Regions from separate parts of the Homo sapiens genome. Here regions 2, 3 and 4 are each linked to region 1. Evidence: chromatin loops called from intact Hi-C (ENCODE). Cell type or tissue: heart left ventricle. All regions are shown on one strand. Links, peaks and the distances in the headings refer to the core of each region. The heading gives the core; the rest is flanking DNA. Region 1 overlaps VOPP1-DT (VOPP1 divergent transcript). Region 2 overlaps LANCL2 (LanC like glutathione S-transferase 2). Region 3 has its middle 26 kb from the start of ELDR. Region 4 overlaps LANCL2 (LanC like glutathione S-transferase 2).

Region 1 (5,000 bases), core at 1-5,000:
CAAATTAACTTAAAATCATAAGGCTGAAAATAACAATAAATATTTATTATTCACCCAGCTCCTAAGGGTCAAAAATTTGACTTATGTGTGGAATCTAAAAGAGTCAAATGTATAGAACTGGAAAGTAGAAGGGTAGTTACCAGGGGCTGGAGGGAGAAGAAAAGGGGGAGACATTGGTCAAGGGTACAGCATCTCAGTTACGCAAGGTGAATAAGTTCTGGAGACATAGTATACAATAATATGACTGTAGTTAACAATAATATATTGTATACTTGAAATTTTCTAAGAGGATACATCTCATGTGTTCTCACCACACACACACACACACACACACACACACACACACACACACACGAAAATGGTACTTATGTGAAGTAATGAATATGTTAACCTAATTATCACGATTATTTCACAATGTATGTGTATATCAAATCATCAAGTTGTATTCCTTAAATATATACAATCTTAATTGTCAATTATACCTCAATAAAGTTGGTGGCAAAAAGAACTTGGTAAAAAAAAAGTTTTTGGCAAAAAGAACTCAGTGGCTTAACTGAGTGATTCTGGCTCAGGGTCTCTCTTGAGGATGTAATCAAGATGTCAGCCAGGGCTACAGTTATCTGAAGACTTGATTTGGACTGAAGAATCCAATTCTAAGATGGCCCACTCATACGACTTGTAAGTTAATGCCAGCTATTGCTAGGAGATATCAGTTCCTTGCTAGATGGATTGTTCCATGGGACTGTTTGAATGATTTCATGACATTGCATCTAGCTTCCCCTAGGGATATTGATCCAATAGAGAATAAGGCAGAAGTCAAAATTCTTCTTATGACCTAAACTTGCAAGTCAGACTCTGTCATTTCAACAAAATAATACTAATTAAACAGATCAACTCTTTTTTCTTGTGGGAAGGGACTATACAAATGTATTAATAACAGCTGATGAGAATCACTGGCGGCCATCTTGGAGACTGGCAGCCATACCCCTTTGTGGTTTCAAAACATGTCCACAAGTGCTTTGACTAGCCTCTCTTCCAAAGGTGGAGGTTAATTCTCGTTCTTTTGAGTGTGGGCTGGACTTAATGACTAACTTCTAAACAATAGAGTATGGCAGAAGTGACGGTCTGTGACAAAATTATAAAGAGCATTACGGGTTCCTTCATACTCTCTTCTTTGATCTTTTGCACTGGAGAAAGCCAGATGACACATTGGGAGGACATTCAGTCAGCCTATGGAGAGGTCCATGTGGCAAGTAAAAAGACCTGTTGCCAGCAGCCATTCTGAAACTGGGGCTTCCATCCAATTGCCATAAGTAAGCCATCTTTGATATAAATTCTTCAACTCCAAGTCTTCAAGTAACTACAATTCTCACCAACAGATTGACTGCAACCTTATGAGACTCTTGGCAAGAATCACCCAGCTACACTCTCCTGAACTACTTATTCACAGAAGCTGTGAGATAATAACAGTGTATTGTTTTAAGCCACTAAGCTTTAGTGCCATATTTAATACAGGCCTAGAAAAAATATTTCCCTCCACATATATCCAGATACCATTCTGGAGAGGAACTTGGGTATCATCTTGATACCATCTTGGGACAGGAATTTGCTTGGGTCATCACTATAGAGAATAATTTGCTTAAGGAGATAGGTGGAATTAATAAATCAGACTAAAATTACAGGATAAGTTTAAATGTAATCATTCACAACTTCAGTAACTCCCAGTGGGCATGAACTTACAAAGATGACCACTTATAAAGAAGACTGGATGAGAGCAACTCTTAGGATAACCAATCAGGGCATGAAGATAAAGCCTAGAGGTTTCCCCCATCCAATCAGAACACAAAGTCCAGGCCCTCATTGCCGAAACCTCTATATATAATGCATACTGAGGGTGCATTCCACCATTCCAGCCTCTTCTGTGACTGCTCCCGCTGCTGCTCCAAGCCCGACTTAGAGGAGGAGGTGGAGGCTGCAACTTGCGGCACCTGGCCAGGCTCCCTGCAGTTGGTGGTGGCCACCAAGACTGCAGCGTGGTCAACGAGACTGCAGCATGTTCGGAGTGGTAGGAGGCAGCGATGAGCGAGAGCTTCTCCGTGCCCTGCTACAGGAGGAGTCAGAAAGAGGAGGCATCTGTCACAGGCTGGAGGCTAGAGCCTGCAGCCCAGTGGCTCACCTCACTGCAGTTGTTGGTGGTGACAGAGACTGCAGCACGACCAGAGCAGTAGGACAGGGGCCTCAGCCTCCTGGGCTCCCTGGTTCCTCCTGCCTCAGCTAGAGCTGCTGGGACCCCAGGAGCAGCCACCACTATGGCCTCTGCACCCATTTCCTGCACAGTACCCTAACTGGGAGAGGTGCTGGGAGAAGGCAGCCGGGCCTCCTGGTCCCAGGCAGCACAGCAGGGTCCTCCAGGGCCTTGCCACGGGCAACCTCCCATGCTCTTGGGCAATGAGCAAGAGCCACAGGCCTGGTCATGCTCTGAGGACAAAAGAGGGACCCTGAGCACAGCCACTGTCCCTCGTCAGGTCATGTGAGAATTGTTCCAAATCCCTCTTTGGAGAAGGAGGAATGGTCTCTACATGCATGTGCAGTCGGGGAGGACACCCCAGGGCCGGGAAATGCAAGCAAGGGGCTACCAGGACGAGGCCAGGTGTCCCGTGAGGCATCCCTGTGCCATCCCAGGGCTGCGTGCAGATTCCTCCCAGGGAACTCGGGCCCAGTTCTTGGGCGCCACCTGGTGGCCACTTGCTTTTCCTGATTGTGTCGCCCAAGCTGGCCTCCAACTCACACTTCGAGAGATCCTCTTGCCTTGGTCTCCCGAAGCAGGAAGCGGGAGGATTCCAGGCTTCAGCCACTGTGCCTGGGCTGGACCTATGTGTTCTAATTTGTGAATGAGTTTAGGACTTGGGGAGAGTTTCCTCATCTGGTATCTTCCTGTGTCCTAAATGACCCTTGAGTCATGACTATTCTTAGCTGACCCTTGAGTCATGGCTATTCTTAGCTGACCCTGCAGATGGGACAGGAAGGGAGAAAACTTGAGGTCCTGAACAGCCAGGCTCCACTCTTCCCCTTCCTGTGCTACACATGCACACATACTCCACACACACACACATGCACACCCTGCATGCACACACTGCATGCACACACTGCACACACAGGCACAGAAGCAGAGTGTGAGTTCAGAACAGATGGAGCTGTGTCCGTTGTGAAAATGCTGAGGAGCATGGATGCTTGGGGAAGAACCCCTTAACCACGCCCCACCCAGTGGCCCAGGTTAATCCCTGACCCAGCAGAGAAGCCGGCCAGCCCCTCCTCCAGTGTCCATTCTGATTGGCCAGTACATGTAACCAGCCCTGGTGAGAACATGCTCACAAAAACCCAGGAGCAACATGCCCGAGACACAACACACTCATAAACCCATGTGCTCATGCAACACACCACATCCAGGGACAGCACAGACACCAGGCATCTCCCTGTCAGTGCCACCTGTCACCACCCAGCCTCTACCCACATTTCCCAGCGACTACCTCCCAAGGTCCCAGGGTCTTCTACCTCACTTACCTGCTTTCCATGTGGTCCAGGTAGTCCATTCTCCCCAGTGGGACCAGAGGATCCACAGAATGAGAGGAATTGGGGTGGGTGAGTGTTGGCCTCCAGCTAAGGGACCCCTCAGGAGTAGGGCACAGAAAAGAGGGGTAAGGGGCTGAAGGCTGGAGCTCAGTGGGGGTGGCAGGGACATTGGTCACTCACGGGCTGTACTGGCTCACCATCCTTGCCATAGTCACCGTTAACACTGTCCTGGTCCTGCAGGGATGAAGCAAGGCCAGACCCAGCTGGCATCACCCCTAAAACTGCTAAGCCTTGCATTCCCCTGCTTGCCCTGCCATATCTCCAGCTTCCCAACATCTAAGCCCATCAGTTGCACAGAGGCACCCCACAGAAGCCCCAACCTCTTCATCCTTTCCCCTCTGTCAGTAAGACTCACATGAGCCACCTTCTCCTGGGGGGCCAGGGTCTCCAGGAAAACCAAGACCCTAATCCAGAGGGAGAACAAGAGTCAGGGTCACAGCCCCATAAGCCCACCCAACACAGACTCCCACAGGCATATGAGACCCTCTTCCTCCCTACAGGCTCATCTGTTGGCACCTCCCTAGGAAGAAGGTCTCTGCACCCCTATCCCCACCTCGAGCACTTCATGCTGTCTAATGCCTTATGGTATTAGCCACAGGGTATCTCTCACTTTCTCTCTGGACTCCAGATCCCATGCATCCTCCCAGGATACCCCATTCCCAGAGCCTCCCTCCCAGGCATCCCCCCATTCCCAGGCTCCCCACAGTCCAAGATCCTTACTCACAGATACCCATATTCCCAGAAACTTGGCTGCCCTGACTCTCCTTTCCCCCCACACTCCCCATGTGTACCCTGCAGAACAAGTGGAGGGCACAGAGGGTCTTGAAGAACAGGGATGCAGCCCCTGCTTCCAAGACACCTTTAGTCACTCCCTACTGCCCTTGAGGACAATGGGATACACATAGAAAGTCTAGCCTATAAGGGGAGTCCCCTGGTCCCCTTCCGTTCAAGGACAGGGTGGAAAGCCTCACTCCAAGGATGGTTGGGAGCAGAGACTCCTGGCCGCAGAGGAGCTACAACTCAAGGAAGTCACAGGAAAAGAGGGGGGGTGCAGCTGAGAGGGGTGAAGGGAATTCTGAAGCAGGGCCCTGGAGCTGTCACTCACCTGACACCCGGCTCACCCTGGATTCCTGGAGATCCTGACTCTCCTGGCTCCAGGAGCAAAGAGATTGGGGTCAAAAACCTCATTGCCCCCTCACAAAATCCTGGTATTTCTCACATTTTATTCTCTTTTGTCTCCTCAACAAAAAATTGGCAGAAATCCAACTGTCATTCCTCATCCACAAGACTGGTCCCCTTCATCCCTTTCCCAATTACCTTCTCTCCAGGGGGACCCAGGGCCCCAACACCTCCCAGGGGATCTTGTGGAC
Region 2 (5,000 bases), core at 1-5,000, 160 kb after region 1:
GACTAGAGGCTTTTCCCATTTGTCATTTAAATCCTCCCACCTACCAAATAAGGTAGATATTACCATTGTCCTGATTTTATAGAGAAGAAATGGAGGCTCAAGAAATAACTTGACCAAGTTCCCACAGGGAACAGGTGAGCTCAGAGGTGAACACAAGCTCCCAGGCTCCAGAGTCTCTGCTCTTAACACACACCACCCTGGGTTGGCTGTAAAATGTAAACATGTATTTATTACTTTCTTTGTAGACCATATACTCCTTGACGACAGGGACTACCACCTTCACCTTCATGCCCACAAGGTGTCACACTGCAAGGCTGAGCTGACCCCCACTTTCCTTTGGTCCGCCTCCTGCTGTTATCTGGAAGAGGCGTACAACATCCTTCACCCAGAAGCTAGCTGTCCTCACCTCACTGCAGAGGAACACTCCGGGGTCCTTCTGAGGGAGGCCCTCTGAGTCTGAGCTCAGCTCAAGGCTTCTGCCGTGCTGCAGAGGTTCCTCAGGCCTGATGCGATGCTGACTGAGGACAGGAGCCAGGGTGGTTTTTCATCATTCCACTCACAGCACTCAGCACAATGCCTGGCACAGTGTGGATGCTCCGTAAGCATTTGCTGAGCAGAAGAACCGAGCTTCCCACCTCCAAACGGGAGAGGGAGCTGGGAACAGTCAGATTTGTGAAGCCGACTGATCTCAGGATAGCCCCAGGCATCTGAGAGCCCCTGCGCCTCAGCCTCTGGGGAGCTGCAGCCTGGGTAAAACAGGATCATAAAGGAGCCCTGCCTCTGACAGGAGACAATGGATGGAATAGCCTTCCAGAAGCGCACTGGCCGGCTCACTCGGGGCTGCGTACTGTGCTGCCTGGACCACCACTTCCTATGCCCACAGCTGTGTACCAGGAAGCAGAGAAGAGGCTGACAGGCACCAGGGACTTGGTCACGCTGGACTTTGACACTGATGTGGAAAAGTCAGGACCTGCTGGCAGCATCTTCTACCACAGGAGGGGTCTTCCTAAATGCGACGGCACCTCCTGATCCAATCCTGCTGCCATGTCCGCCTCCCACAGCACCCCCGGCTCCATGCTTTGAAGCCCGGCTGGCCCACACACACTTCTTTACCCCCCAGCCTGAAACTTCACCTTTTTCGGGTCACACACCGCTTTGAAGCGGTAATGAAAACTGGGAACCCTCTCTCCATGTCAGTAATCATATGCACACAGAATTCTGCATGCAACGTAGTGGGCTCAATGCCTCCTGAGGACCACCAATGGTCCCATCCACATTACACATCCAGTCTCTCACCAGACTATGAGGCTCATGAAAGGTAGAGCCATAGAAGTCGCGGCGCAGAGCCTGGGCGGGAGTGGAGATGGTTTGTAAAGACGTCTTAGGGAACCTGGACTTTAAACTTGGACCATTGTATTTGTAAATTTAGCAAATGAAGCAACAGATGTGAAAACTGCCTAAGCTAAAAAGCAGTTTCAATTCCGACAAATGGCTGTAGGGTCCCTCCCCACCTAGAAGGCTGTGGGGGAGCAGATATGACAGGGCCAGAGGAAGCAGCCCTATATGGTCCGTCCTGCTTTTCTGTTCACTAGCCATGTGCTCATGGTCATGTCGCAGGGCCTTCCTGGGTTTCCGTGGCTTTCCTTCTGCATCGAGCACCCAGGGGAAGAGGGAGTGGGTGCAACTTAGCACCATGAGCAGCACCTGAGTCTGACCCGACTGTCCCACACGCGGGCTGTGAGATGCTGGGCAAGTCTGGCACTGTCTCGTCTGTGAGAAAGTGTTAATTACAACAGTCCCCCTTCCCAGTGCTGCTGTGAAAACAAAGGGCCCATCACAAGGAGGGAGCTTGATAGATGTGGCTCTTCTGACCCAGGGTTCCAAAGGTCTTGTTGTTGGAATCAAAAAGAATGTACTTATAGATAGAAACCTGCAACTAGGGCTGAGCGCAGTGGCTCACGCCTGTAATACCAGCACTTTGGGAGGCTGAGGCGGGTGGATCTCCTGAGGTCAGGAGTTCGAGGCCAACCTGGCTGATACGGTGAAACCCCATCTCTACTAAAAATACAAAATTAGCCAAGCATGGTGGCTCGCGCCTATAATCCCAGGTACTCGGGAGGCTGAGGCAGGAGAATCGCTTGAACCTGGGAGGTGGAGGTTGCAGTGAGCCAAGATTGCGCCATTGCACTCCAGCCTGGGAAACAAGAGTGAAACTCAGTCTCAAAAAAAAAAAAAAAAAAGAAAGAAAAAGAAACCTGCAACTAGAACATCATAAGGCGAGCAACTGCCACTTTTTTTTTTTTGAGATGGAGTCTCCTTCTGTCACCAGGCTGGAGTGCAGTGTTGTGATCTCAGCTCAGTGCAACCTCCAACCTCCACCTCCCCAGTTCACGCGATTCTCCTGCCTCAGCCTCCCGAGTAGCTGGGACTACAGTGTCCGCCACCACGCCCAGCTAATTTTTATATTTTTAGTAGAGATGGGGTTGCACCATGTTGGCCAGTATGGTCTCATCATCCGCCCAACTCGGCCTCCCAAAGTGCTGGGATTACAGGCATGAACCACCATGCCCAGCCGCAACTGCCGCATTTTTAAGTGAAGAATCCAACCTTCGGAACAGTCGCCATTGCTCCTAACCAATGTCACTCTCAAACACGGAGAAATGAAAACGAATGACGATTCCATAGGTCATCACCACAGAACTGGCTTTTACTAACAAAACCAAAGAACCTCAAACACTTTTTGTGGACTTCAAATTCTTTCCTTCAGATTTTAAAATGACATTATGCATGTACATATTTTTAAAATTTAGACACATTTTAGAGAACACAATTGTGAATACAAATCTAAGAAATGAATGAGATGTACTGAAATCTGATTCAAACACTTATCTTAAACTGACTTCTGTCAATCCTCTGTCCTGTGAAGTAAGTCCCGTTTCTCCTTTGCCTGGAGGGACCGAGCTGGAATTACTGTCACATGTTACAGACATGAGGCAGGGGTTAATGCAGAACCACGGAACAGCACCTCTGATGACATCTAGTGGATAAGTAGGAAGGTGTCAACCCAGGTGGCTTTTAAAAAAATCTGTAAATAAAATCTCCTCCTTTATTCCACAGATTTTAATCTTTCCCTCAGTGTGTTAGAAAGACTAATAGTGTTTTTCAAACGTGTGTGGATGGACTCACCTGGGGAGACACCCGCATCCTAGGCCACCTTTGTGGCTGCTCTGCAGACACCTGGCTGCACCCGCTGCCTCCTCGTCTGAGAGGGGCTGCCCTGGAGAGCACCGTGCTGGCTGTGTTGCCTACTGGCTTCCCTTGAGAAATGGGGAGGCAGGACCTCTACTGAGTGCTGTGATGTGTTATGTTTTGATGTGGTGGGTGGGGAGGATGGGAACAATGTTATTTGGATGAGATTGGACATCGTGTGAGGTCTTCAGCAAAGCAGCTACCCTCAGCTCATTGACGACAGCATCCTGCCTGCAGGTGTGGGCTGCTGGACTGCCTGCAAAGCCCATCAACAGGCCCTGGAGGCCAGGTAAAATAGGATCAGGATGATTTCTATTCACAGAAGTCATCAATCTAACATGAAAGAAAATAATGACTCAGGAGCAAGGGTGTCTGCAGCAAACAGACTCTCCAGGCATCGTTTAGAAGCTGAATGTCACACATTTCGGGTGCCAGCCCCACACATAACCACACAAGTAAAAAGGAAGCTTTTCTCCTAAACTGACATTCTTTTTTCTCTTTTCTGAGAGGTGTGGACACTGGGGCTGGGAAATGCTCAGGCCTCCCCCTGCAGACAAGGACTGGGCTGTTAAGAGAGGCCTCTTGTCTTTCATGACACAAGCCTTAGCTCACAAGACGAGAAGTACCTAGTCCCAGACCACCTCTTCCATGATGACAGAAACCCTTCTAAAAACTGAAATCTATGTGATAGAATTAATGAAGGTAGGCTAACCCAAATTACTGCTCACATTTTTTCAAATAAAAGTCACACAAATACCATAATGTTGTTGGTTAGAACATTATGTTTCTCATATCTATAAATAAGGGCTAGTACTTTTTATCACCCAAAAGTAGACAAAAAATAGGAAATGCATTCATTCCAAATTTAGATTTTGATAACTTTCCAAAAGGTTGAAGTAAGTTTAATTGCAGGGACATGAGTCCAGTTGAGTGTCTTTCTGTTAATCTGCAATAACCCATCTGGAACTGTATTTACTTTTCTTAGAACAGTAACTTATAATGTTGATAAACTGAGGTGGAGCCTGTTTTAGTAACATATACCTGGGTAAATGTTCTGGAACTGCCAGTGCTTAGTCACTGCTGCCTACAGTGTGGCCATCAAAGGCTTCTTGGGAAAGCTCCCTTTGGGTCCAGAAGTCTCCCCAACAAAGCTCCAGCTGCCCTGGACTCTACACAAAGCACCTGAAGCCTCTGCTGGGAATGGGGCCCTGACAGAGCTGCAATGCACTCTGAGGCTTCTTTAAAACACGAAGGTGAGTGTAAAATCCAAACGGGAAGCGTTCAGCTGTGCACTCCCAAACCACCCCAGCACGCCCCTGCAGAACTGCTGGTCCTGTCCGTCCTTGGAGTGGTCGCTCCCTCATTCTCATCTGGAAGGTGCCACAGAAAAGGCTGACAATGTATTATCACTAGGATAGACCCTAGATAATCTTTCTGATATACAAGATAGACACCACCTGTTCCCTCATTTGTCAATATGGAAGAAACCCCACTTTATACATTTTATACAGAAAAGTGGACACTGCCATACATTCATGCATGGTCAGCTCTGAGCCCTCAGGAATAGAAGGGCCTTCCATTTAAAACAGCTTACACCTGGAGACAACAAACACCAAGAAACATGCAAACACTACAGAGAATCTGTATGTGAAGAAGTCATATTTTATATTGATGAGGGTGCTGTTAGAAAATGTTGATGGATGGCTTCGGTCACTCATGCTAGTCTAACCAGAGGGGCCTGTGACGGTGTC
Region 3 (7,995 bases), core at 2,996-7,995, 310 kb after region 1:
TGTAAACACATATTCTTCCTCTAGATAAGTTTTAATGTCTGTATAGTATTTTATTGTGTTAAAGTGAATTAAATATGGCCTGAGAAGGACTTCATACTTCTATATTTAAGTCCTTGTTGACAAACTATAACCTAACTTAATAGGTAGACAAGATTGAAAACCTAACCTAGGAGTATGCGGCTATAACAATTGCTGAGTCTTGGCCAATCCCAGCAGCCATACTTCAACCACTCATACGCTGCTGAGTGTTCAAACTGTGTTCAAATAAGGCAAATGCCAACCTGTAGCCAATCTGGCTGTTCTGTACCTCACCTCCAATTTCTGTACACCACTTCCCTTTTTTTTGTCTATAAATTTGTTCTGACCACCAGGCATCCCTGGAGTCTCTTGAATCTGCTGTGATTTTGGGGGCTGCCCAATTCGCAAATGATTCATTTCTCAATTAAACTCCTTTAAATTTAATGTGGCAGAAGTTCTTTTAACAGATGGTGTCAGAAGTGGGGTAAGGTAGAGCTTTGATGACCCCAGGAGTGCTGAGTGAACAAGCAAGGTGCCTGCCAGTCCCACTTGTGTCCACTGATCTCTCGGAGTGGCTGGTAATTGTGAGTAATTCTCTCTTGGATTTCGGAGCTCCATGGATTTGTGCTTTGAACTCTCTGAGTTTCTTTGAGCAAATTTCTAATCTGGGACCTGTAATCCTGGCACTTTGGGAGGCCGAGGCGGGAGGATCTCCTGAGGTCAGGAGTTTGAGACCAGCCTGGCCAACATGGTGAAACCCTGTTTCTACTAAAAATAAAAAGTTAGCTGAATGTGGTGGCATGTGCCTGTAGTCCCAGCTACTCAGGAGGCTGAGACAGGCGAATCACTTAAACCCAGAAGGCAGAGGTTGCAGTGAGCCGAGATAGTGTCACTGCACTCCAGCCTGGGTGACAGAGTGAGGCTCCGTCTCAAACAAACAAACAAAAAACCCTTAAAAACTGGCAAATGAAAAATCTTACAACTACTGGATCTTCTGTCTTTCTCTGTGTGTAGTTATATATGTGTTGTGTGTGTGACGTTTATATAAAGGAGCTCTAATTAATTGGTTTAAAGAAAAATAAGCACTTAAATATTTTGAAAGAAGAATAAAAACTGTAATGTCTCTTAGTTCATATAACTTTAGTAATCTTTGGGAAATAAAAACAGCTTTAAAGATTATTGGTAAAATAAAGACATTTCATCTAAATTAGGCAGGTCAGATATTATGTTTACTAAATGCTTTAAGGTTATAAATTGCTTTAAGTTATAAAAATTGTTCAACTTGCCTACTTTACAGCTGGGTAAGGCCTGGGGACATGTGGAGTTAGCCACATCCCTAGCTATGCTGGAAAGAGTCTTATCTGCACTTCTGTGTAGTACCCTAGGCTCCATACTTAGGTACATAATTAAAATAACCATACCTACACTCCATACCTAAGTACATAATTAAAATAACTTACTAGGTTTTTCACCAAAATTAAAAATTGCCAAGAGTTACGATTATCACATGTAATTGAGACTACTACAAAAATAGTTTTACATGCAAGGTGTGTTAGAAAAGTAAAATGTGTTTTAAGTAAAAGACGGTAAGAAGGCATGGGAATGTAAATTTTTGCTTAGTTTAGAGGGTTAAGGATTGTTTTAAATTATGTAAGATAAAGCCAAAGATTTGAACAAGTTGTGGACGGTTTGTGAAAAATTAATTTTGTGAAAAGAAATTCTGTGTGGACATTGGCTAAAGTTCCAGGGGAATTATTAAGGTTTTCTGTAAGTTGAACATTGGAATAAAAGCACAACAGGTTTTTCTTACAGCACTGCTCATTCTTTAACAAAAATTGTTAAGGGTTATAAAAGGTGTATGAGAATCTCACCTTATGGTCAAACTGATTAAGATTGATAGATTTGTCTATAAGGTTTTATTAAAAATTGGGGTTGACATTAATAGTAAACTAATGCAAGGGTAAAATTTGGCTTTCTCTCTTGAATGAGATTTTCATGTAATATTAAAGGATAATGACAGATTTTTGTTTGCCTGTTAAATAAACTACAGGAAAAAAAGAGGAAAGACAAGAGACAGATTGTATGGAAAGCTAAGGCTTCCCTCTATCAATGCCTTTTTAAAAATTTTTAAGTGGCCGGGGCGGTGACTCACACCTGTAATGCCACCACTTTGGGAGGCCAAGGCGGGTGGATCACCTGAGGTCAGTAGTTCAAGACCAGCCTGGCCAACATGGTGAAACCCTGTCTCTACTAAAAGTACAATAATGAGCTGGGTGTGGTGGCAGGCACCCGTAATCCTAGCTACTTGGGAGGCTGAGGCAGGAGAATCACTTGAACCCGGGAGGCAGAGGTTACAGTGAGCTGAGATCGTACCATGCACTCCAGCCTGGGCAACAAGAGTGAAACTCAGTCTCAAGAAAAAAAAAAAAAAAAAAAAAAAAAAAAAAAGTTCTGTAGTCCATGACTTATTATGGAAAAGATAGAATGATCCAAATTAACCATATATTGGTGTGATGACTTCTAAATTGCTAAAATAGTTTATGACCAATGTTTAGTTGTCACTAAACATTGTCAAAATGTTTATTTTGACAAATATAAAAACCATATTCCTGGGAAGACAATCAAAACTTTAGGTACATTTGACTACTTGATGGGCCATTTAAACATTTATAAAGGGATTTCATTCACTTGTCATTTTCAATGCATGTTTTCTGGTTTTATAAATATGTTCCCATGCAAGAGGGCTGATGTTACAACAGTAGCTTATTATGGCACAGTGTATTTTCACAAGGTAAAGAAAGCTTTTTATGGTTCACTGAGGACAAGCAACCCATTCACAGTCTAGAACCTGATGATTGGATCTTCTGGGAACATCAGAGAAAGACTGCCCTTGCCATCCACACTGCAACAAAACTTTGGGTCCTTGAAACTTGGGTTCGTAATCTCACAACTGAGAAGGCTTTCTCCACACTGTTGGAACTGTACACCCATTAGAACCCTTAAGGTAAAGCTAACCAGGGAAGTTTCTCCCCAGACGAAGATGCCATCCTTGATGTGAACAGCTTTTCCCAAGATCACGGATCAAGACTCTTATCTTCAAATATTTTTTTTCCTTGCTTATACCTCTATGAACAATAGAAGTGAAAAGGGGGTCTGTTATTTGCACTTACAGAATATACTTTTATTTGTGAAGGATTTTGCAGCCAGCCTTATTCATGGATAACCTTATACTTTGATAGATAAAAGATGAAGGCCCAATGTAGGTGAGAAACTTTAATGGTACATATGTTGCCACATAATCAATCAGAAACAAAACATTGATTGACTCCTCTTAACCCATATAATGAGTTAAGGAGAACATTGCTAGGAGGCCTCACTCTTCTAGAAGGGCATCATTTGTTATGTCCTTTTTCATGGTTTAGAGTAAAAGAGGCAATGATTAGAAATGTATCCCTCATAATAAGCTCTATAGAAAATTCTACTGTAAAGGCTATGGTTACACAACAGATTTTAAATTCTTTTATGAAAGTTATGCTAAACAATAGAATTGCTCTAGATTACTTACTGGCTAAATAGCAGTATCTGTGAAGCTGCTGGCGCTTATGGCCTATGGAGAAAACATGGGGTATTACAGAGATTCAGTTGTAGGGGTTGAATGAAAAGACTGCTTAGTTAAGCGAGTAGACTCTTTATCTAGCTCATTCTTTGATCTATTTAATTTTAGGTGGTTTGGTTTATGGGGACCCTGGGTAAGGAGCATACTCCAAACTCTCAGTATTATCCTCCAGATAGCCATAATAGTAATCTTCCTGGTGCTCTTCATTCCCTCAAAGGTTTTAAATGTTTACATGCAGCCATCTCTAGAATGTCAAATGGTCTGTCTTCAACTGGAATGACAAGAACTGAAAGGAATCTGCAACCATGGGGACACCATAACCTATGAATGACGTGCTGAGGCGAGAAACCCAAAATGATGGTAACAGAGTGGCACTAAGGCCCAAGTTTTAGTCACACTCTCACCTAAGTGAGAACCTAAGTAAAATTTTTAAACAAAATCATGAGAAGCCATTGTTTTAGAGCTTATGCACTAGGCTCCAACAGACCAAACCAAACAAAAATGGAGTCGCTTATGCTAAATGTGACATAATCAAACTAAGTCTTTAAGGAAACACTTAGGTCCTAGAACAGACCAGGTTTTGTTTTTCTCTCTCTACAGGATGTTCCAGCATAAGGAGCTACCCTCTACTCAGTCCTTGTTCCTACCTTCGCAAAACTCACTGTTCTACTGTTCCCCAGTGGGCTTCAAGGCTGAATAGTACATTTACCTTGGTGATAATGACATCAATGACTAAAATTTTGGTCAATCTCTGAAAATTGAGAAAATGACTAAAAGGGGAGAATAGTTAAGGTTAATTAAATATGGCCTGAGAAGGACTCCGTACTTCTATATTTGAGTCCTTGTGGATGAACTGTAACCTAACTTAATAGGTAGACAAGATTGAGAACCGAACATAAGAATATGCGCCTGTAACAATAGCTGAGACCTGGCCAATCCCAGCAGCCATTCTTCAACCATTCATGCACTGCTGAGTGTTCAAACGGTGTTCAAATAAGGCAAACACCAACCTGTAACCAATCCAGCTGTTCTGTACCTCACTGCTGATTTTTGTATGTCATTTCCCTTTTTTTGACTATAATTTTTTTCTGACCACAAGGAAACCCTGGAGTCTCTCTGAGCCTGCTGTGATTCTGGGGACTGCCCAATTTGTGAATGGTTCATTTCTCAAATAAACTCTTTTAATTGGCTGAAGTTTTTCTTTTAACAGTTGTATAATTTACGCAATTTCCAAATTCGCACTACTATAAATAAGTGTACAATGAATATTCTGTTTTCTTTTTTCTTTCTCTTTCTCGTTCCCTTTTTTTTTTTTGAGACAAGTTCTCACTCTGTCACCCAGGCTAGAGTGCAGTGGTGTGATCTCAGCTCACTGCAGCCTCGACTTTCTGGGCTCAAGTGATTTTCCCACCTCAGCCCCCAAGTGGTTAGGACTACAGGCTTGCACCACCATACCTGGCTAACTTTTGTATTTTTTGTAGAGACTGGGTTTTGCCATGTTGTCCAGGCTGGTCTCAAACTCCTGAGCTCAAACAATCTGCCTGCCTTGGCCTCCCAAACATATATTCTTGTTGACTTATTCACTTCTAATCTTACAACAAATTCCTACATATAAAGTGATCATATGACATTTTGAGGGCTTTTGATGAACACTGCTGAGTTGCCTTTCCCAAGGACTTTCCTACCTGTGGGGGATAAGGGGTGGGGGTGAGGCAGGGGAGGCTCCTAAAATCTTGCCAGGCAATGGCTACAGCTTCTGAGCCTCCCCTGGAGAGGATCATTCTGTAAGGGCCTCTCAGGGGTGGATCTGTCTGAGGCACTTGGAGAGGATCATTCTGTAAGGGCCTCTCAGGGGTGGATCTGTCTGAGGCACTTGGAGAGGAAATCAACAGCCCCATGTCAAGTTCATTGCTTCACATCTTTCCTCTTGGGGCTTTCCTTTCTTCCTCACCCGGGCTGAGCTTTCTGGGTCTGGGTCTGCAGGAGGGGGTTGGTGGGGTGGGAATGACCCACTTCTTCCCATCTCAGGGAGGTCTGACCTCCCTGGGCAGCACAGGAAGAAGGCAAGCCTGCCTGGAACCCCCAATAATTAGGAACCACTGCCATCTAGTGTCGGCATTGCTGTGAAGATTTAAATATTAAAACCCACTCCAAGCCCTGAAGAGCACCGCCTTCCCCATGGGCACCCCTCAGGGACCCTACAGGCTACAGCAGTGCAGGCCTGAGCTAGAAAATGCTCATTAGGAGAATTAAACATCTGGGGAAGGAATATGAAAATCTAATTTAGAATGGCTTGGGACTGCCAGAGAGGAAGTGGGGAGTCCAGAGAGAAGACTGAAGAGAAATTTTCTTGAAAGATAGATCCCATTAATTAGAGGGTGGCAGCAAATCTAGCGTTAAGGAAGAAACAAATATCTGGGGAAAACACTTCTTGGGATGCCTAGGAGGTGTACGGAATCTCCCATGAGCCTCAAGACGGACCCGAGGCTTGCAGAGTTAAAAGAGCCCTCCCAGCTCACTCAGGCCACTTGGGAAGAGCCATTGGTGCTGCTGTCCCCAGGACTCTGCTCTGAGACCTGCCCTGCATTCCAGCCTGGGCCCTGCTCTGAGACGCAGCCTGGGTTCTTCTCTGAGATCTGCCCCATGTTCCAGCCTGAGCCCTGCTCCAAGATCTGCCCCGTATTCTAGCCTGGGCCCTGCTCTGAGACCCACCCTGTGTTCCAGCCTGGGCCCAGATCCGAGATCCAGCCTGGGTTCTTCTCTGAGACCTGCCCTGCGTTCCAGCCTGGGTCCTGCTCTGAGACCTGCCCTGTATTCCAGCCTGGGTTCTTCTTGGAGACCTGCTCTGTGTTCCAGCCTGGGCCCTGCTCTGAGACCTGCCCTGTATCCCAGGCAGTGTTCTTCTCTGAGACCCGCCCTGTGTTCTCTACTGGGTTCTGTCTCTCTGACTCAAAATGGCGGTGGTAGTGCAGTTTCTTGGGCGGCGGGGGAAGAGGTTAGAGCTGTTCAGCCCTCGGGCTGCTGACACCACTGTGGGCTACAGGGGCAGCTTTACTCCGGGGATTCAAACCCCATTTCAGCCACCTTTTTATTTGTTGTGGAAACTTAGGTAATTTCTTAAACCTCTCAAAGACTCAGTGTAATAGGGTGAATAGTGACTCTCAAAATCCATCTCCACCCAGGACCTCAGAATGTGACAAATTTCTGTATTTGGAAATAAGGTCTTTGCAGATATAATTAGTTGAGTTCATCCTGGATTTGGGTGGGTCTTCAAATGTGATTTATAAGATGACAGAAAGAGACGCAGAGACACACAGAGGGGAAGCCCGTGTGCAGGAGGGGCTGGAGCGATGCGTCCACAAGCCGAGGAGCCGAGGGATTGCTGGGAGCCACCGGAATCTCAGAAGAGGCAAGGGAGGATTCTTCCTGGGAACCTTGAGAGGGGGCATGGCCCTGCTGATGCCTTGATTTGGAGCTCTTGGTCTCCAGAACCCTGACAGAATACATGTCTGCTGTTTTAAGCCATGGGTTTATGGTAGTTTGTTAGAGCAGCGGTGGAAACAAATACACCTAGTTTCCTGAGAAGCAGAATGGGGATAGCACCACCTCGGAGGTGCTGGCGATGAAGCCACGCATTATTTCATGAATGACTGGGAAGTCACCTCCCATCGCTGGGCCACAACGGCTAGATGGTGGAAGGCCCTCACTTTCTGCCAGGTGCATGGTAACCACTTAACAAACGTTAGCAGTCATCACTTGGGCTGGTTCTTTGCTTTTGAGGGTCTGCATGGAGACAGCCTGGTCCTGGGGACTTCCTCCCCTTCCATCTTGGGTAGCATCCCTGTAGCCCTTCCACTCCTCACCCGGTTAGCAAATCCCTCAGGCCAACACCTCTCTGGCACCGGGGCACCTTGATGGCCCTTTCGTCCATTCCTCAGTGCACTGCTGCCCTGGGGAACGTGGCCTCCTTTCAGCTCCTCAACCACCCCTGAGGTCCCAGGGCACCCCCTCCCTGGGGCTCCTCCAAATGCTGCCTTCCCATCTCTCCTGAAGGGCTGGTGGACATTCTACCTGCATTATAGACTCTGGCTGGCTAGAGGGGACCCTGGGAGCAGTGCCCCATCAGTATTTCAGTGAGTAGCTGACACCCACCACGTGGCCAGGACCCGGCCACAGAGGGACTGGAGCAGCCCTGGAGGTTAGGCTGCGTTCCATTCCCACTGAGCCCTGTCGTCCACATCTGAAATGAATCCCAGTGTCTCAGCCACAGCCAACCCCCTCACAGACACCCACACTGTCCCCTCAGAGTGGAAGTCAACTCCAATACCTGCTTCCAGACAGTCTCAGCCTCTGCCCCCAGC
Region 4 (7,995 bases), core at 1-5,000, 170 kb after region 1:
ATGAGCATGGCCACAGTGTACAGCCCTTGTATCTGGCTCCTTCGTCAGGGTTCCTGCAATTCATTCACGTTCTGTGCCTGTTCATAGTTGGCCCCTTCTTACTGCTGAACAGTACACTGCAGATTGTTTACCCATTTTTCCTACTGACGGTCATCTGGGGTGTTCCCAGCCTTCTCTGTAAGTTTTTGTTTAAAGAAAGGTTCCAGAAACTTGTTTAAAAAATTAGAAAACCACTGACCTAGGAGTGCCCATGAGAAGTAAACAGGGACCCATAACAAGCCTAGGAGGCCCTACAGCAGGCCCTGCGGGGATGAGCCTGGCTTTCCTGCTCAGGTGTGTGGGCAGCGGATCCACTGGGCGGTGCACTCCAGCAGGAGTGAGCTCCTCCAGAAGGGGTGCCAGGTGCCAGTGAGCCCTCCCAGTGGCTCCTCCAGCCGGCCAGTTTGCCACAATGGCCTGCATTGCTAGGCACACGGCTTAATAATCCCTCCGTCCCCTGACGGGAATTTGGTGAGAGTCCCCCACAGTTCTGTCTGCCAGGCACTGGCGAGGCACAGGGGAAGGAGGTGACCTATTAACTTCCCGCCTTTAGGGAGCTGTACATCCAAAGCTTTTGACCCACTGGGGCTCTGAAGGTGCTATTATCAAGTTGATAAACTCCATTTAGAGTTCAGGCATTAACTCTGTTATATCTGATGCAAATGCATTGCATTTTTATGACATAGAGGACTACAACTTTTATTCTAGTAAGTACTTTTTCCTTATGAGTTCTCTGAATATTAAAAAAGATCATCTTCTGCAAAACATGTGACACATGCTCTGTTTTCTGCTCGTATTTCTAAAATATGATTTAAAAATATTACCAGTATGAAAACTAAAACAGGACATACCACTACAGACGATGCAGACAGAGGATGATAAGGAATACCAATAGCTTACATATTTGCATTTCACCACATGTACGTAATTAACCAATTTCCCAAAAATTACAAACTATGACAGCTCACCCAATATGAAATAGATAACTTGAACAGCCCTATAACTATTTTAAAAACGGAATTTATTTTAAAAGTCTAGAAAAATAAATCTCCAGACCTAGAAGTTTGTACTGGAGAATTCTACCAAACATTTAAGTTACACTAATACCAATTCTTCCACCAATTAACACAGTCTGTCCCAGAAAACAGAAGAGAAGAAGATACTTCTCAACATGGTTTATTAGGTCAGTATGACCCTGATACCAAAACCAGAGAAAGACAGCACAAGACAGGAAAACTGTAGGCCAATATCCTTCATGAATAGAGATGCAAAAACCTTTACCAAAATGTTAGCAAACAGAAAGCACGCCCATACCCACATACAAATCTAACGAATATCCGGGCCTGTTTGTGGGGCTTCTGTTTGTGCTCCTGTCTTCCCTTCCCTGCGCCCGTGGTGGACTCTGGAATCCTTGTTGCTTTCACTGCCTGCCTATCAGTGCTCCTCTTTTCAGAACTTTCTTCAATATTCACTCTTGCTATTTTTTCTACTTACTAATATTTCTAATTGCTAATATTAATTATTCATACTTCTTTATATGATATTAAATATATTTAAGTAATTATTCAAGCTTCCCATGAATACACCAATATTAAATATGCAACATTACAGATGAAATGCAGAGGAGTAAACTATTTCTTCCATTGCTAACAGCAAGCCTTCTACGTTCTGTCTGCATAGACACCTCACAAAAAACCTAAGAACACTTGGAAGACATTCACAGGAGCACAAAACAATAGGTAAGGTGAAGAGATTCAACATAATTTTCAGCAATAAGCTACTCTGCTGATTATTTTACAGTTTGGAAGTATTACTTGAGCCAGGTCAAATATGAACAGTGCCAGTCCACAAGGGCAGGAGAACCAATTTCACCCAAACATTTAATCTATAGCATTTTTCTCACTCTTACCTTCAAAGAGCGAATAGGGTCTGTCAGGAATGCGGCACCCGTGTGCTCCGTAATCTAGACACCACTCTGCAAACTGAAAAGAAAGGGATTTCTTTTTAAGACTGGAGTTTCTACCTGGTGAAAAGGCAATAAATGAGAATGCAATGTCTTCACAGGCATCAGGGAAGTGGACCCCCAGCTGTAGGGCATTCAGCGTGGGCTCCATGGGCTACTGCACCCCCTCTTCCAGGGGTGAGGCCCAGCAAGGCTCTGCTTGCGGCTGCCTCAGCTGTAGAGTGGGGTCTGCCTTACAGCTGCTGGGAAGTCCGAGGTGAAAACCGAACGGCTCAACGACACTCTGTTCTCCCTGGCACCTTCCTCCTGCCGCTTCAGCTGATGATTCCAGAAGCAACTCGAAACGCCTGCTCTATCCTGAACAAAAAACCCTGGCTCTAAAATGGCTCTCAGCAGCAGCTGCTGGCTCCCCTGGCCCCAGCTGGGAAACAGCTTCAGCCCTGCCTGGGGCGCCGCCTCTCACTGCAGCCCCTCCACAGCTGCTGCTGCTGCTTGGCAGCCTCTCCACCTTCCCAGCCCCCGGCCCTCAGCCCTCCCTGTGCTCTCCTCTGAGCTCCTTGACCCTTTCTTCTTAGACCTCTTCAATGGGTGTTTCCATATCGTTTTAATAAACTTCCCTTTTGTGCCTAAGCTATCATAATTTGAAGGGTCATTTGTACACTAAGAATCATAAGTAATAAACATGAGGAGTATCAAGTTCAGCACACGTAAAAAGAAACTCACTCTGCTTTTCCCCTCCCAATCTGCTCACTCTTAGCTTGTTTGATGGCCCATCTACCCAGTTTTCCGAGTCAGACAACAGAAAGACCTTCAGATATTTCCATCTTCTCCACATTTAAAAACATGCGTTAAATTCTGTGGGCTTTACATCATAGGTGTTTCTAAATGTCTCATTTTTTATCCCAACCTATGCTTTGGTTTATGACTCAACATTTCTTGCATTAATTACTAAACCACTATTTGGGGAAACCCAAGCCCGCCTCATTCTTCCTACTGGGACTACAGCAATCTTTCCAAAAGAGGAGTCTGAATATGGATTCCAAACCCTTCCATGAGCCCCCATCTTCCATATCAGTATCCAGTGCTAGCTGATTATTAAACTTACTGGGGGAGCTTGAAAAATATTAGTGCTGAGGCTTCCTCATTTAACTGGTCTAGAGTGAGGTCCAGGCATGATTTGAAAGCTTCCCAGTGGTACAAGGTTGAGAACTACTGGCTACAGGGAAGAACTAACTTTCTCTGGCCTCTACCCACCTGTCTGACTTTTACCTTTGGCCACACATTTCCTTCCCTTTGCATCCCAAAGGCTGAAGTGCTTACGGAGTCAGGAACACACAGAGCTGGTTCGTGCTCTGCAGCTCTGCCCAAGCTATTCTCCTTATCAGAACTGCATTCCACCTCTGCAGGCCACCCCTGCCTGGCCCACCTGAAAAACCCCTCATCTTTAAAGAACCGGCTGCGTCTCACCCCTCCTGCGGTCTTCTCGCATTGCCCATATTTGCATAGTCATCTACCATCATCACATCATCAAGGCTGGCCCAGGCCTGCGGAATCTGGCTGCTCCCCGCTCGCTGGCTCCTGTTTTGCCCCATCCCCCGTGCTCCAGCCACAGTGTAGTTCACACAGGCCCTGGGTGCTCACACCTCCGGGCCTTTGGAACAGCAGTTTCTTCTCCTTTTCACATCTTTCCTCATCCCCCTTTGCTTAATTTCGAGCTGTCCCTCAGGTCTTGGCTGAGACATCCCTTGCTGACCTGCTATGCCAAGTTGGGCCCTGCCCTCTTTGCTTCCACAGCCTCCTTCATGCTTCCATCAGTGGGGGAGCCACAGATGTGTGTGCATTTTCCAGTGCACCAACGAGGTAGGGCCCATTCCACTGGGGTTGAGAAGTCTTCAGAAAGTAATAGATGTTCAAAAAGTATAAAGAACATATCAGCCGCAATGCCTCCATCTAACAAGGGTCACTGTACACACTTTAGTGTATTTTCTTCCAATCTTTTTTCTGTGTGCACACAACTACATTTTGTGAAATGTGTACATAATAAAAATACTAGCAAACATTTACTGAGTCTTGCTCTATGCCATTCATCTTCACATGTCCAGTGCATGTTTACTGAGTTTCTACTCGGTGCTATGCACTGCTCCAAGTACTAGTGTAGAATAGTGACCCAGACAGACAAGATCAAGAAGCTTATGTTCTACCAGCCTACACACTCAAGAAACAAGCCAAAACATACAATGAGCAACTGAGTGATCATCCACTTGGGGGGTCTCAAAGATCCCTCCAAGAATGTCACAATTCAGATCAGCATGGCAAGGAGCTGAAGGAAGAGTGCTCCTGAAGGGAACAGTTAACGACAGGTCCAGCGGAAACAAGAGTGACACACTCCGTTCTTAGAGAGGGCAACATGGCTGTATTATGGCGGGCTAGAGGGCAGGGTAAGGCAAGGAGATCAGGCAGAGACACAGAGAGGGGCCAAGGTGCGCAGGGCTCTGTCAACTCAGCGGAGGAGCATAGGCTCCATCTGCAGTCAATGGGAAGCCGTGGAGGGTTTTGGCAGGACGATTACAAACAATCTGCACATTAGCTCAGTTCTGCTTGGAACATCCTTAGGAGGTGGGTAGTATTTTTTTTCTGTCTGTACAAATGAGGAAACTGAGGCTTGAAGAAGAGACATATCCAAACTCATAAAGCCAATAAATGGCACAGGTGGTAATTCTCATCACGTAGTGACTCCAGGACACATATTCTTCAGAAGCCATTGACATTTGTCCTCTCCATTCTACAGACAGGGACACTGTGGCCCAGAGAAACCACAGATAAGGCTGTGCCAGAAGAAAAAGAGGAAGCTACAGAACTGGGAGAAACAGGTTAAAAGAAGGAACAGGAGTTGTACTTCTGGACTCTGGATTCTGTGCACACTCGGGGTTGTTCAGAAGCAGTTCCAACAGAGCCACCCTCACCTTGCAAGCTCGGTAGAGGTACTTCTTATCCTGCGTGAGACGGTAAAGGGACAGGAAGGAATAGCCGTTGCCAGCAGTCCCATGGCATATCCCGTAGCCCTTCCGCAGCAAACCTCGCTGCCAAATCACATCGCTACACTCCATGGCCTCTTTCAAGTACTTCTCCTCCTTAAAGACCTGGGCAAATTAAAAACAAAGCAGTGTTAAAAAGACAGTTTCAACGATGAGTTGGCAAAATACTTTCCCTTTCTGGTTAGAATATGGCATGATATTAGGAAAACTGAAATGGCACTGGGGGTGAAAAACAGACAAACAAACAAAAAAACACCAGCAACACAGTACATAGAATCTCGCAATCTCAATCCATTAGCCCAGCGGTCTCCAACCTTTTTGGCACCAGTGACTGGTTTTGTGGAACCATTTTTCAATGGCCAGGAAGGTGAGTGGGGGATGGTTTCGGGATGAAACTGTTCCAGCTCAGATCATCAGGCATTAGTTAGATTCTCATAAGGAGCGCGCAACCTAGATCCCTCGCATAAGCAGTTCACGATACGGTTCGCTCTCCTGCGAGAATCTAATGTGGCCGCTGATCTGACAGGTGGCAGAGCTCAGACAGTAATGCAAGTGATGGGGAGCGACTGTAAATACAGTTGAAGCTTCGCTTGCTCGCTGCTGCTCACCTCCTGCTGTGCAGCCCAGTCCCTAACAGGCCACGGACCAGTACCAATTCACAGCCTGGGGGCTGGGGACCCCTGCATTAGCCTATTCCCCTTGTCCTCCTTCTGTTTCACGGTTTTACTAAAGTAATGCTAAAATTTAGTTTTTAAAATTAAAATTAAAGCTGCCATATCTTTTTGGTAAGATGTTTTCCTTGTTTCTTGGCACATACATCCCATAGCTCTAAAACTTCTGCTCTTGTAGAAGGCAATCGAGAGAGTGAGGCCCTGTTAGCAGGGCAAGAGTATCCAATACACTGATCAGTACACATCAACAGGACCTGAGGACCCTGCACCACCAGGCTAGGAAGATCCATCTTCACCCATCCCAAGGAAGCTGGCACAAAGCTTTCTGGGGTCCAGGAGCAAGCACCACCTCCCTGAGTTGTTTATATGGTCAGCTGCAGAGACAGGCAGGCTCAGTGAAGGCAAGAGACGGCAAGAAGCAGCTGTGGGTTTTCACTTCCTGAGATTCCCTTGTACATTTTCTTCTTTCTCCTCACAGGCCATGTACTGTTTTCCTGATCCTTTTCTCAGAGTCTGTTCTTAGTTATCCCTACCTGCTAAACTCATCACATTCCAGTGCAAATGGGTTTTGGACAATGAATCAGAGGCACAAAGGTCATCACTACTTGGGTGGCAGGTCAGGTCCCTCTACTTGTGACTGATGAGCTGGACACTCAGCCGAGAAGGGCTCTGAGGCCTCAGGAAAAAGGCGGAGGTTGGGGGGCAGGGCATGAGAACTGCGACCAGTGTCTACAGAGGGCACAGCGGGAAACAGAGGCACAGCAAATCACCAGGGAGATTAAATGTTCCCAAAGTTAGGCTGTTAGGGAATCAGACGCAGGACACCCTCTATCAGTCACAAAGGCTGCTAAGATGTGGGCTCTGGGGTCAGACAGCCTGAGCTGAGTCCCTACTGTCACCTTTTAACTGTGTGACCTTGGATAAGTCACTGAAAGTCTATGTCTTAGTTTTCTCAACTATAAAGGGATGACATTCCTTCACCTCAGTGGCTTGCTATGAAGATTAAAATGTGATCACATCCATGGAGCTCCTGGAACAGTGCCTGGCACATGGGAAGTGCTAGCTATTTCCTGGCTATGATTAACCATTACTCTTTCTACGGTATTGTGCCGGCACACACACTTCATCCTGTCACTTGCATCTTAAGCCTCTGAAAATGAACTGTAAAGGAAAACATGTTTTCCCATCCTAAGGAAATATTTGGTCAAAGCTAATGGGTGAGAAGATATTGTTTGAGAGGCTGTGTTCTGAAATCACACAGTGAGGCCAGCCCTAAAGTGAGCTGGAGCTGCCCCTGCTGGTGGAGCCTGGGTGAGTGATGGTCCACAGGGAAACTGAACAGGGTTCCTTCATGCCGTCCCTGCGCCTGCGAGGCTGAGGCTGCTAGAGCCATGCCCACAATGCAGCCTGCACTGCTGCTTCTCAGCACCAGCAGCCTACCATGCCCACTCCTGCCACCACATACACTCATGCTCTAAGCAAACAGCTACTTCTAACAGCGAGACATCCAAGAATTCAGAACTATAGAAAAAAGCTCCTGGACTTAATCACAGATACATCTTCTCCACATTGTATTACAGCAATCATACATGGGCTACAAAATCCATGTACTTATCCACATTACCTCCCCCAAATGGTAAGTTTCCCTGGGCAGTACAGGACAGAAAGTGTGAAAAGACAGCACAATGCAAAGGAAAACCCGAGGGCTCTGGAGTCAGAGGCAGGGCTAGAGTCCCTGTTCCACCGCACCCGACCTGGGCCTGTGCGCCCATGCTACAAAACAGATGGATCCCAAGATGACCCAAACGTCAGAAATAGGGACAAGGGTTTTAGGCAGTTACTAGAAATATCTTCAAAGATGAAAAGGGAACTATACTCATCATCAGTGAACCCTCAGAAGAGAAAGGGAGAATAAGACAGAAACAAAGGGATATTCTGGACCTAGAAAACATCAATAGGTAAAATTACAAAACTCACTGGGTGGGTTTAAGAGCAGGCTGGACATAACAGAAGAAATCATGAATGAATACAAAACCAGGGAAATAGCAATCATCTGATCCGAATTACAGAGAAGAACGAGAAATCTGGAAAACAAAAGCCTCAGGAACCTGTAGGAAAAGAGTGGCCAGTCACCCCAGTGTACTAAAAGATACACACTTACAAATTCAAGTTCAAAGGATCTTAAGCACGATAAATACAAATACATCTAGGCATGTAACAGTTAAACTATTGAAAACCCAAAATTAAGAGGAAACTGTGAAAGCCTCTAGAGAAAAAGCACATGTTC

The links. Peaks named below come from ENCODE experiments on the same cell type or tissue, not always from the same donor. Only the 100,000 strongest peaks of a DNase experiment are listed, where the experiment ranks them.
Region 2: a loop joins it to region 1, with 6 times the contacts of the local background. A loop is called at or near these places in 66 of 110 quality-filtered maps.
Region 3: a loop joins it to region 1, with 5 times the contacts of the local background. A loop is called at or near these places in 54 of 110 quality-filtered maps.
Region 4: a loop joins it to region 1, with 4 times the contacts of the local background. A loop is called at or near these places in 65 of 110 quality-filtered maps.

What each region holds. Positions count from the first base shown.
Region 1 is chr7:55,591,685-55,596,684 of GRCh38, reverse strand. It overlaps VOPP1-DT (VOPP1 divergent transcript), which reads right to left. Exons shown (of 17, transcript NR_187585.1): 12 at 4,948-5,000; 13 at 4,736-4,778; 14 at 3,986-4,034; 15 at 3,562-3,804; 16 at 2,789-3,007; 17 at 25-2,101. Among named protein-coding and RNA genes, the nearest start is that of VOPP1-DT, 21 kb to the right of the region's middle. RefSeq lists an enhancer at 2,806-3,305. In heart left ventricle, for the core only: a CTCF peak has its summit at 2,738 (motif pointing left); a DNase peak (open chromatin) is centred at 2,724; H3K27ac peaks cover 207 bases.
Region 2 is chr7:55,431,420-55,436,419 of GRCh38, reverse strand. It overlaps LANCL2 (LanC like glutathione S-transferase 2), which reads right to left. Exons shown (of 9, transcript NM_018697.4): 9 at 2,683-5,000. It also overlaps a transcript of VOPP1 not described here. Among named protein-coding and RNA genes, the nearest start is that of LANCL2, 69 kb to the right of the region's middle. RefSeq lists enhancers at 2,957-3,036, 3,067-3,116. In heart left ventricle, for the core only: a CTCF peak has its summit at 3,044 (motif pointing left); a DNase peak (open chromatin) is centred at 796.
Region 3 is chr7:55,277,870-55,285,864 of GRCh38, reverse strand. No RefSeq gene overlaps it. Among named protein-coding and RNA genes, the nearest start is that of ELDR, 26 kb to the right of the region's middle. In heart left ventricle, for the core only: a CTCF peak has its summit at 5,739 (motif pointing left); a DNase peak (open chromatin) is centred at 5,712.
Region 4 is chr7:55,422,401-55,430,395 of GRCh38, reverse strand. LANCL2 (LanC like glutathione S-transferase 2) reads right to left here. Exons shown (of 9, transcript NM_018697.4): 7 at 4,966-5,142; 8 at 1,949-2,021. Among named protein-coding and RNA genes, the nearest start is that of LANCL2, 61 kb to the right of the region's middle. RefSeq lists enhancers at 1,904-2,406, 2,407-2,911. In heart left ventricle, for the core only: no CTCF peak of the experiment used is centred there; no DNase peak of the experiment used is centred there.